2 separate regions of the Homo sapiens genome follow, and region 2 is linked to region 1. Evidence: read pairs that join two places in POLR2A ChIA-PET (ENCODE). Cell type or tissue: OCI-LY7. All regions are shown on one strand. Links, peaks and the distances in the headings refer to the core of each region. The heading gives the core; the rest is flanking DNA. Region 1 overlaps SORL1 (sortilin related receptor 1). Region 2 overlaps SORL1 (sortilin related receptor 1).

The links. ChIA-PET counts read pairs that join two places held together with the same protein. Peaks named below come from ENCODE experiments on the same cell type or tissue, not always from the same donor. Only the 100,000 strongest peaks of a DNase experiment are listed, where the experiment ranks them.
Region 2: POLR2A ChIA-PET joins it to region 1 with 5 read pairs; 4 of 35 experiments call an interaction of 5 or more read pairs at or near these places.

The regions. Positions count from the first base shown.
Region 1 is chr11:121,528,670-121,533,071 of GRCh38, reverse strand. It overlaps SORL1 (sortilin related receptor 1), which reads right to left. Exons shown (of 48, transcript NM_003105.6): 12 at 520-608. Among named protein-coding and RNA genes, the nearest start is that of SORL1-AS1, 78 kb to the right of the region's middle. In OCI-LY7, for the core only: no CTCF peak of the experiment used is centred there; no DNase peak of the experiment used is centred there; H3K27ac peaks cover 1,157 bases.
Region 2 is chr11:121,613,088-121,617,489 of GRCh38, reverse strand. It overlaps SORL1 (sortilin related receptor 1), which reads right to left. Exons shown (of 48, transcript NM_003105.6): 41 at 2,435-2,619. Among named protein-coding and RNA genes, the nearest start is that of SORL1-AS1, 160 kb to the right of the region's middle. RefSeq lists a silencer at 2,676-2,970. In OCI-LY7, for the core only: no CTCF peak of the experiment used is centred there; no DNase peak of the experiment used is centred there.

The DNA.
Region 1 (4,402 bases), core at 290-4,289:
ATTAATTGCCCTCTTGCTCACAATCTCCCTTTGTGATAGAAAGGACAGGTTCTTATATTCCCATTTGGGAGATAAAGAGTTTAAATCGGGGTGGGCACAGTGGCTCACACCTGTAATCCAAGCATTTTGGGAGGCCGAAGCAGGTGGATCACCTGAGGTCAGGGGTTCGAGACTAGCCTGATCAACATGGTAAAACCGTGTCTCTACTAAAATTACAAAAATTAGCCGGACGTGGTGGCAGGTGCCTGTAATCCCAGACTCAGGAGGCTGAGGCAGGAGAATCGCTTCAACCCAGGAGGTGGAGGTTGCAGTGAGCTGAGATCGCACCATTGTATTCCTGCCTGGGGGAGAGAGCAAGACTCCATCTCAAAAAAAAAAAAAAAAGTTTAACTCATATCCAGAGATCACAAATTGTGCTGTCAACAACATAGTGCTATAGAGAGATAATCCAATTATAATCACAGACGTAAATTTCTGGGAGAAAGTTTGATGTTAAAAGGCCTCATCAGAGACACTTACTTTAGCTCGTTGGTTTCCATGCCCTGGGCAATGGCCGTGATGATTCCGCCGTGGTCTCCCCATGTGTAGTAGTGAGGTCCAGGAAGTGCCTGAAGAGGAAAAATCCATGGTGACACCACTGCTGTGGAGGTAATTGTGCAGAAACCATGTACACATGCCCACAGGCATGCACACACGTGCACATAGACATAACAGCAATGACAACCACTTGAAAACAATTTTTCCGTTTACAGAAGACATTGACATCCATTATCTCATCTGTTCCACACAATCCTAGGGACAGGTGGAGCAAGTTCTAGTATCTCAATTTTTTTCCCAAATGAAGAAACACGGGCTTAATATTAAAATGGTAGACTGTGAACAGCAGAGGTAGGACTCAAATCCAAATCTATGACTCCCACCAACCCTTGATTAAAAATTAAGTAACTGGGGTTTCAGTTCTACTATGACAGTATTAGCCCTCTATAGCCCATCCTTCCTGCTAATTACAGCTGAAAACTCTGGACAAAAAACAACTACCAGTGGATGCTGAAAAGTAAACGAAAGCAAGCCGCTTGTGGAGATTTAAAACCTAGAGAAGCTACACACACAAGTCATGAATATCCTGGTAAAGCTTTGCCCGAAGGAAAAGTCCCAGTCATGGGGTGCACCTCAGTCTCAGTCACAGCTAAAACTGCAATAGATATTATTTCCCCCAAAGGAACCAGAGAAAGGAGCCCCTATAGGGTAGGTAAAGTGTGGATGGAATCCCATAGCAGAGAGTGTCAAAAAAGTAAATCCCCTAATTTTGTATATGAACTTACGCAAGTCGCAGCCTAACCCCTGAAGTGTACGTGCATGAAACAGACACAAACCAGTGTAACAAAGGCTTAGCATACTGAACTGAGAGTTAAACTACCACCTACAGAAAGCAAGACAGAACTCAGGGTCAGAACCTAAACAGGCTGATTACATGCTGAGACAAAAATATCAATATCCTCCAGAAGGCTTAATTTCATGAATTTCATTCATATGTGCAGAATACAAACCAAAATTACTTAACATACAGCATACAAACATATCCATAAGATGTGTCCAATTCTCAAAGGAAAAGATAGTCAAAAGGTGCCAATCCCAAGTGACCCATATATTGGAATATTTTTTTAATTTTTTATTTTTTGAGACAAATTCTCACTCTGTTGCCCAGGCTGGAGTGCAGTGGTGCAATCTCAGCTCACTGCAACCTCTGCCTCCTGGGTTCAAGTGATTCTCCTGCTTCAACCTCCCAAGTAGCTGGGATTACAGGCATGCACCACCACGCCCAGCTCATTTTTATAATTTTAGTACAGACAGGGTTTCACCATGTTGGTCAGGCTGGTCTCGAGCTCCTGACCTCAAGTGCTTCCACCTGCCTCGGCCTCCCAAAGTGCTGGGATTATAGGCATGAGCCACCATACCTGGCTGGAATTTTAAAATAGCTATTATAACCATGTCCCATGAGGGAAAGAAAAATACACGTGAAATGAATGAGAGAAAAGAATTCTCCCAGAGAAGTGGAAACAATTTTTAAAAAGAAACCAAACAAATTTTATAACAGAAAAATATAATGTCCGAAATAAGAAATTTACTGATGGGCTCAACATCAGAAAAGCAATGACAAAGGAATTAGTGAACTTCAAAATAAATATAGATCTGTAGAAATTACAGATCTATCTGTGTGTTCTAGAGAACATACAGGGGAAAAAGGATTTCAAAGAAAGAAAGATTGCCAAGGACACAAGGAACAATAACAGTAGGTCTAATATGTAACTGGAGTCCGAGAAGAACAGGAGAAAGGGATGGGAGCAGAAAAAAAATATTTGAAGAAATAATGGCTGAAAATTTCCCAAATTTGTTGAAAGATATAAATATAGATTCAAAATCAGCATCTACATAGAGAATAAACTCAAAGAAAAGCCCTCCTAGACACATCATACCAAAACTGCTGAAAACCAATGAAAAAAAAATCTCCAAAGCATCTAGAGAAAAATGGCATGTTACACACAGGAGAATGATAGCTAAAGTGAAGAGAGGTTTCTCATCAGAACCCACGGAAACAAGAAAACAGTAGACATCTTTAAAGTACTGGAAGAAAATTACTGTCAACCCAGAATTCTCTATCCAATAAACATATCCTTCAGGAATGAAGGTAAATAAAACAGAAATTTCAAAAGAGGGAAAAACAAGAGAATTCACAGCCAACAGATCTCGCTACAGGAAATGCTATAGGAATTTCTTTAGGCTATAGGGAAATTTCCCATGGGTAAACAGAGATTTTTCCAGAACGAAGAGCAAGCAAGAGAAATGGTAAATATCTGGGTAAATATTTAAGTTCTTTGAAATTCATATGATAATTTGAAGCAAAAACAAACACTGCTTTGTGGGTTTTGTAATGTGTGTTGATGTGATAAATATGAAAATAACATATAGGTGGGGGAGGAGAAAAGGGACTTGTATGGTTGAAAGGGTTCTAAATTTTACGTTAAGTGCAATTATCAACTCAAAGAAGACTATAAAAGATTAGATATGTATGTTGTAATCCTTAGAGAAGTCACTAGAAATACACATAGATAAGCCCCCCAAAAAATCTAAATAAAAGTAGAATACTTAATGTATCTAGATAATACAAAAGGAGAGAGGACAGAAGGAACAGAGGAATAATAAATAGGAGAAATGAAAAGAAAATAAATGAAATATTAGGCCTAAATTCAAATACATCAATAATTATATTAAATGTTAATGGCCTAAGCATTTCAGTTAAAAAGCAGAGCTTGGCAGAATGAGTAAAAAAGCAAGACCCTACTATATGTTGTCTAGAAGAAACACTTCAAAGAACTGGGCATGGTGGCATGTGCCTTTAAGTCCAACTATTTGGCAGGATCACTTGAACCCAGGAGTTTAAGACCAGCCTGGACAACACACAAGACCCAACTTCAAAAAAGAGAAAAAAAAAACACTTTAAATATAAAGACATATATAGGTTGAAAGCGAATGGATGTTAAAAGATGTACTATCCAGGGCTGGGCGTGGTATCTCACACCTGTAACCCCAGCACTTTGGGAGGCCAAGGTGGGTGGATCACTTGAGGTCAGGAGTTCAAGACCAACCTAACCAACATGGCGAAACCCCGTCTCTATTAGAAATACAAAAATTAGCCGGGTGTGGTGGTGAGCGCCTGAAATCCCAGCTACTCGGGAGGCTGAGGCAGGAGAATCACTTGAACCCAGGAGGTCGAGGTCTCAGTGAGCCGAGATCATACCATTGCACTCCAGCCTGGGTGACAGAGTAAGACACCAACTCAAAAAAAGATGTAATATCCAAATAGTAAACAGAAGAAGGCTACAGTAACTATTTTAATATCAGATAAAATAGATTTTAAGACACATGGCATTACAATAGATAAAGAGAGATAGTTCATAATGATAAAAGGGACAATTCATGAGAAAATATTATTATAAATGTGAATACACTTAACAACAGAGACTCAAAATGCATACCAAAATAAAGCAAAAATTGATAGAATTTAAAGGAGCAAGAGGCAATTTCAGAATCATAGTAGGAGATCTTACCATTCCTCTCTTAGGAATTTAGAGAACTAGAACCCCCAAAAATCAATATGAACACAAAAGATCTGAACAACATTATCAACCACCTTCATATAAATAATATCTACAGAACACTACCTCAAACAACTGCTTAATACATATTCCTTCCCAGTGCACGTGATATATTCAACAATATAGACCACAGGCTGGATCTCAAAATAAATCTCAACAAATCTAAAGGGACTGAAATCATACAAAGTGTCTTCTCTGACTATAGGAAATTAAATTAGAAATCAATAACAAGATATCTATGAAACCCC
Region 2 (4,402 bases), core at 186-4,185, 85 kb before region 1:
TTGCCCAAATCCCTATCTAAGGGGTCTGGGGAGTCATGTCCTACAAACCATAAATTCTCATCAGATGGGTTTTATTTAATCCTATATATCGTGACTTACTTTCCAAGTTGACTCTGGCATAACATTATGAGACAAGGAAGAAAATCAAAATATTTTACCCTAAAACATGTTTCTTTGTCATATCTTGAAATGGCCCTGAAAAGCTGTCCTTTGTGGGGGAACCTTCGCATCTGTAAAGAATCTCTATTAACATAGCTAGATCTTTTTCTTCCAGGCCCTCCCAATCCTAAAGACATTAGCTAAAAGTCTTGCACCTTTTAAAGATCTGGATAGGAAACATCTGTCATCTATTTCCCCTAAAGGCAGCCACTAAAAGACGTCAAAAGAACCTTGGTCTCCACAATCTTTTATCTTAACCTGAACATCTCCTTTCCGTCAATCTCAGGTCTTTAGACAAACTCAACCAATTGACAACCAGAAAATGTTTAAATTTCCCTATAGCCTGGAAACCCCTGCTTCCCCATGCCCACTTTGAGTTGTCCTGCCTTTCTGGACCAAACCAGTGTATTTCCTAAATGTATTTGATGGATGTCTCATGCCTCCCTAAAATGTATAAAACCAAGCTGCATCCCGGCCACCTTGGGCACATGTTCTCAGGACCTCCTGAGGGCTGTGTCACGGGCCATGGTCACTCCTATTTGGCTCAGAATAAATCTTTTCATATATTTTACAGAGTTTGACTCTTTTTGTTGACAGATGAGAAAGGACAGACAGATGGGAGAACACAGACAGAGAAACAGGAAGGGAAGCCCCGAAGGGGGTGATCGCCTGGGAGGATGTAGGAAAGAGAAGCGCTGAGGGACTCAAAGGGGTCCCAAAGCAAATGCAGGTGGAGCTGCAAAGCATGAGATGGGAGTAGGCCAAGTCGGGGCTTAGAGTACAGAGGGAGGATGACATCACCGAGGACAAGGCTGGTGACCGCCAGGGATGGGGTGTCTCTGGAGAGGAAAGGGGTCCACAGAGCCACGGGAGCCAAGGGATGAGAGGTTCCCCACATGCACAGTGACAATGGCACTTCTCACAGTAGACAGGAAAATCATGAGAGCTGCCAGGGTCCTCAATGAACTAAAGAGGGGCAGAAGCAGAGAGCTTCCTACAGGTGATCTCATTTGCGCTCTCACCTCTGAAAGCCACCTTTAGTGTGACCAGTGCATGAGCTGAGATGAGGTGCAGGAAGCCTCCTCCAACTTCATGCACAATTGGAGACCCTAAATCAAGTCAGGCTTCAGTGTTCTGTGCAATTGCCCTACTCTGGAGAGATAGTTGGGGGTGATGAGGCGGTCATGTGCTGCCAGGTATATAAATGGAAAGAAAGGGTTCTTTATGAGTAGACTCAACTTCCAGGTAAAAGAGAGCTCCGGGGATAGGTCAGGGCTTCTCATCACTGTCCCTGCCTCAGCGTCAGGTGCTGGGACACACAAAAGAGCAGAGGCTGTTAAATTAGCCAGACCTGAGCTGAAACTCAGTCTACTGCTTGTGAGAGCTTTAACTCTGGCAAGTTACTTCGCCTCACTGAGCCTTAGTTTCCTTGCTGGCAAAATGGGAATATTTACCCACAGAACCAATGAAAGGAATAAGGGGGAACAGGGGTTTATCGGATTTTATATTGTTCCTGGCACTTACTGGCTGCTCAGTAAATCTTACTTCTTCCTTCTTCTTCACTGATTTTACAGACAGCTACTTGCAAACTTTGGTTATTTCCCTATGACTCAGCCCTGTGACAAATGCACGCTGAAGATATCCTCAGAAGACCAGACCTAGGCTAGTTCCTCCGCTCATCACTAAGGATTTACTAATTCCTTATTATAAATTTACTTCTGTATGCTTTTCCATTGAGAAAATCCAGAAAACAATCCTTCCCTTCAAGGAACTTACAAACTAGTTAGGAAGGTAAGAGTAACAGACAAAAATTATCAAATAGGGTAAAGCTGTATTCAATGAAATATCATGCTATATGGAACCAACTATAAATATATTAGGAGTTCATAGGGAGAGAGATCAACTATAGAAGGGAGGATTTTCTTGCATAGCAAGAGGAGGGAAGGACACCAAGGAGGAGAAAGGGCATAAGCCAAGTACAGAGGCAAGAGGGGGACGAATGTGCCAAGAGCCTTGGGACGGTTGATCTAAAAGCAAAGGGGACACACTGGGGAGGAGTGGAAAGTAAAACAGTAGACTCAAAAAGGAGCACAGATCTGATCATAGTGAATCATAATGCACGTATGAAAACAAAGGAAAAAGAAAGGCCTATATCCAAGAGCAGCAGGGGCACCGGAACATTTGCAAAAGAGAGAAAAGCCCTGGAGTTGTGTGGTGGCGTAGCATTAGGGGACAGTCCACACTCACTTTGTGATGGTCATTCTGGCTGACTCACCACATTCCGGGGGCCGGTCCAGGTACATTCCACTGCAGTCTGGTTGATGGCTTTGGCCTTGAGGCTAGGTGCAGGTGGGCGAACCCCTCTGGTCATAACATGCTCAAATGCCAGAGGGCTATCCCCCAAGTCAGTCTTGGCCCAGGCAGAAATCTCATAGGATGTATGAGCTGTCAGATTGCCAACTGTGAAAACAGGAAAAGGAGATTCCAGGAGGAAGTTGGGGGTGTTAGTCAAGAACGTGTCTTGGTACATGCACTTTTTTAAAAAAAAATAGTAATCTCTTGACTTAAATGAGTCCCATGTGCTGTAGGACTGTCATTAGATGACAAATTCATTCAACGTTTATGTACTGATGATGACGGTACGTAACACACTGCACAAGCACTGGGTAATTTCTTTAAAGCTGCCCATCCGCGGATAGGAGTTGGTACAACGCTCCTGGAAGCCATTTGGCCTTGTATAACAAGAACCTTGGAAATCATACCCTTCAATCCAGTTATCCCATGAAGTCAGAGAAAGACTCAAAAGTGTGTTTAACAAGGATCCCCATCACAGTGTTACAGCAGGAAAAAACTGAATGTAATTTGATTGTCTAGTAACAGGATAATAATTAAATAATGTGCATTCCATCAACTACTGTGCAGGCACTAAAGGTTGTTTCAAAAATATTTGATGACACTGGAAAATTCTCACAATTTTATGTGAAGTGAAAAGGGCAGGATACAATACTACCTATGGCATTATTCTGATTTTAGAAAAAAGATATAAAGAGATCAATCCATGGAAAAATATATTAGAAGATATCTGAAATGTAAAAGTGAAATTATAGGCAATTTTAATTTTCATTACACTCTTTTTGTTCTCTCAATTTTCTGAAACAAATATGTATCCCCTTTCTGATCAGAGGAAATGCTATTAAAACTAAGAAAAAGAAAAGTGAGAAGGGGGAGGTTACGCTAACAAGATAGCCTTTGGAATCAGAAGGACTGGGGTTTAAGGCCTGACTCTATACTTTGTGGTTGTATAACCTTGGGTAAAGTATTTAAACTCTCTATTTCCTTGTTTGTAAGATGGAGAAAAAAATAACAGCACTTACAGCAGCTGCTGGCTGGCAGGGAGAAAAAAAGAAAATGCTTAGGAAGTGCTTGGCATAATGCCTAGCATCGCACTAGCCCTAATAGATTTCAAACAACAGCTAGTTAAGGCTTCTGCTCCTGACTCTGCCAGTTTCTACTGGGGCAACACTAAGGCAATGAGATCATAGGCTGTGGAGTTAGAAAGATGTGGGTTCCAATCCTGGCTCTGCCACCGTCTGAGCGTATGACTTATTCTTTCAACTTCAGTTTTGCCTCTGTAAAGCGGGCATATCTCACGGAATTATACTTGGGGTTATGTAAATAATATGCGTAGAATGCCTGTGTAAATGCCTGTACATGGTAGGTGCTCAATGTGCAAAAGTCAAAATAACAGCCTCCTCGGGCACCTTGTAGACTTTCAGTTAAAAAAAAAAAGTAACAATAGAACATTTGTAGTCTCTACTTTATAAGGCTATGACAAGGACTCAATAAAAACATGACTGAAAGTGCTTCACAGCCTAGAAGGAGGAGACAGGAAGAAGCTCCCAAGTCATTCTCAACAGTTACAGGCAGCTTTCGCCACTTAGAAATAAATTAAAATCCATCCTTTAGCACGTGCTTAGATAGAGGAATTTTAGCTGAGACTTGCTGCTGGTACATACGTAACAGGGACTGGACCACTCCTCCCTTAGTTTGTTGTCCATTTCTCCAGTCAACATGTATTTACTGAACACCAGTTATGCATAAGGCCTTCTGCTGTCTCTCATTAGCAACGGGAGAGTGAACCAGACTAGAAAGGACAGACAGGTAACTGTCTATATCTAAGAACTCTTTCTTTTGGAAATCAAAACTCATCTGCAGAGAATTAGTCTTGCCTCTGTCCAATTTT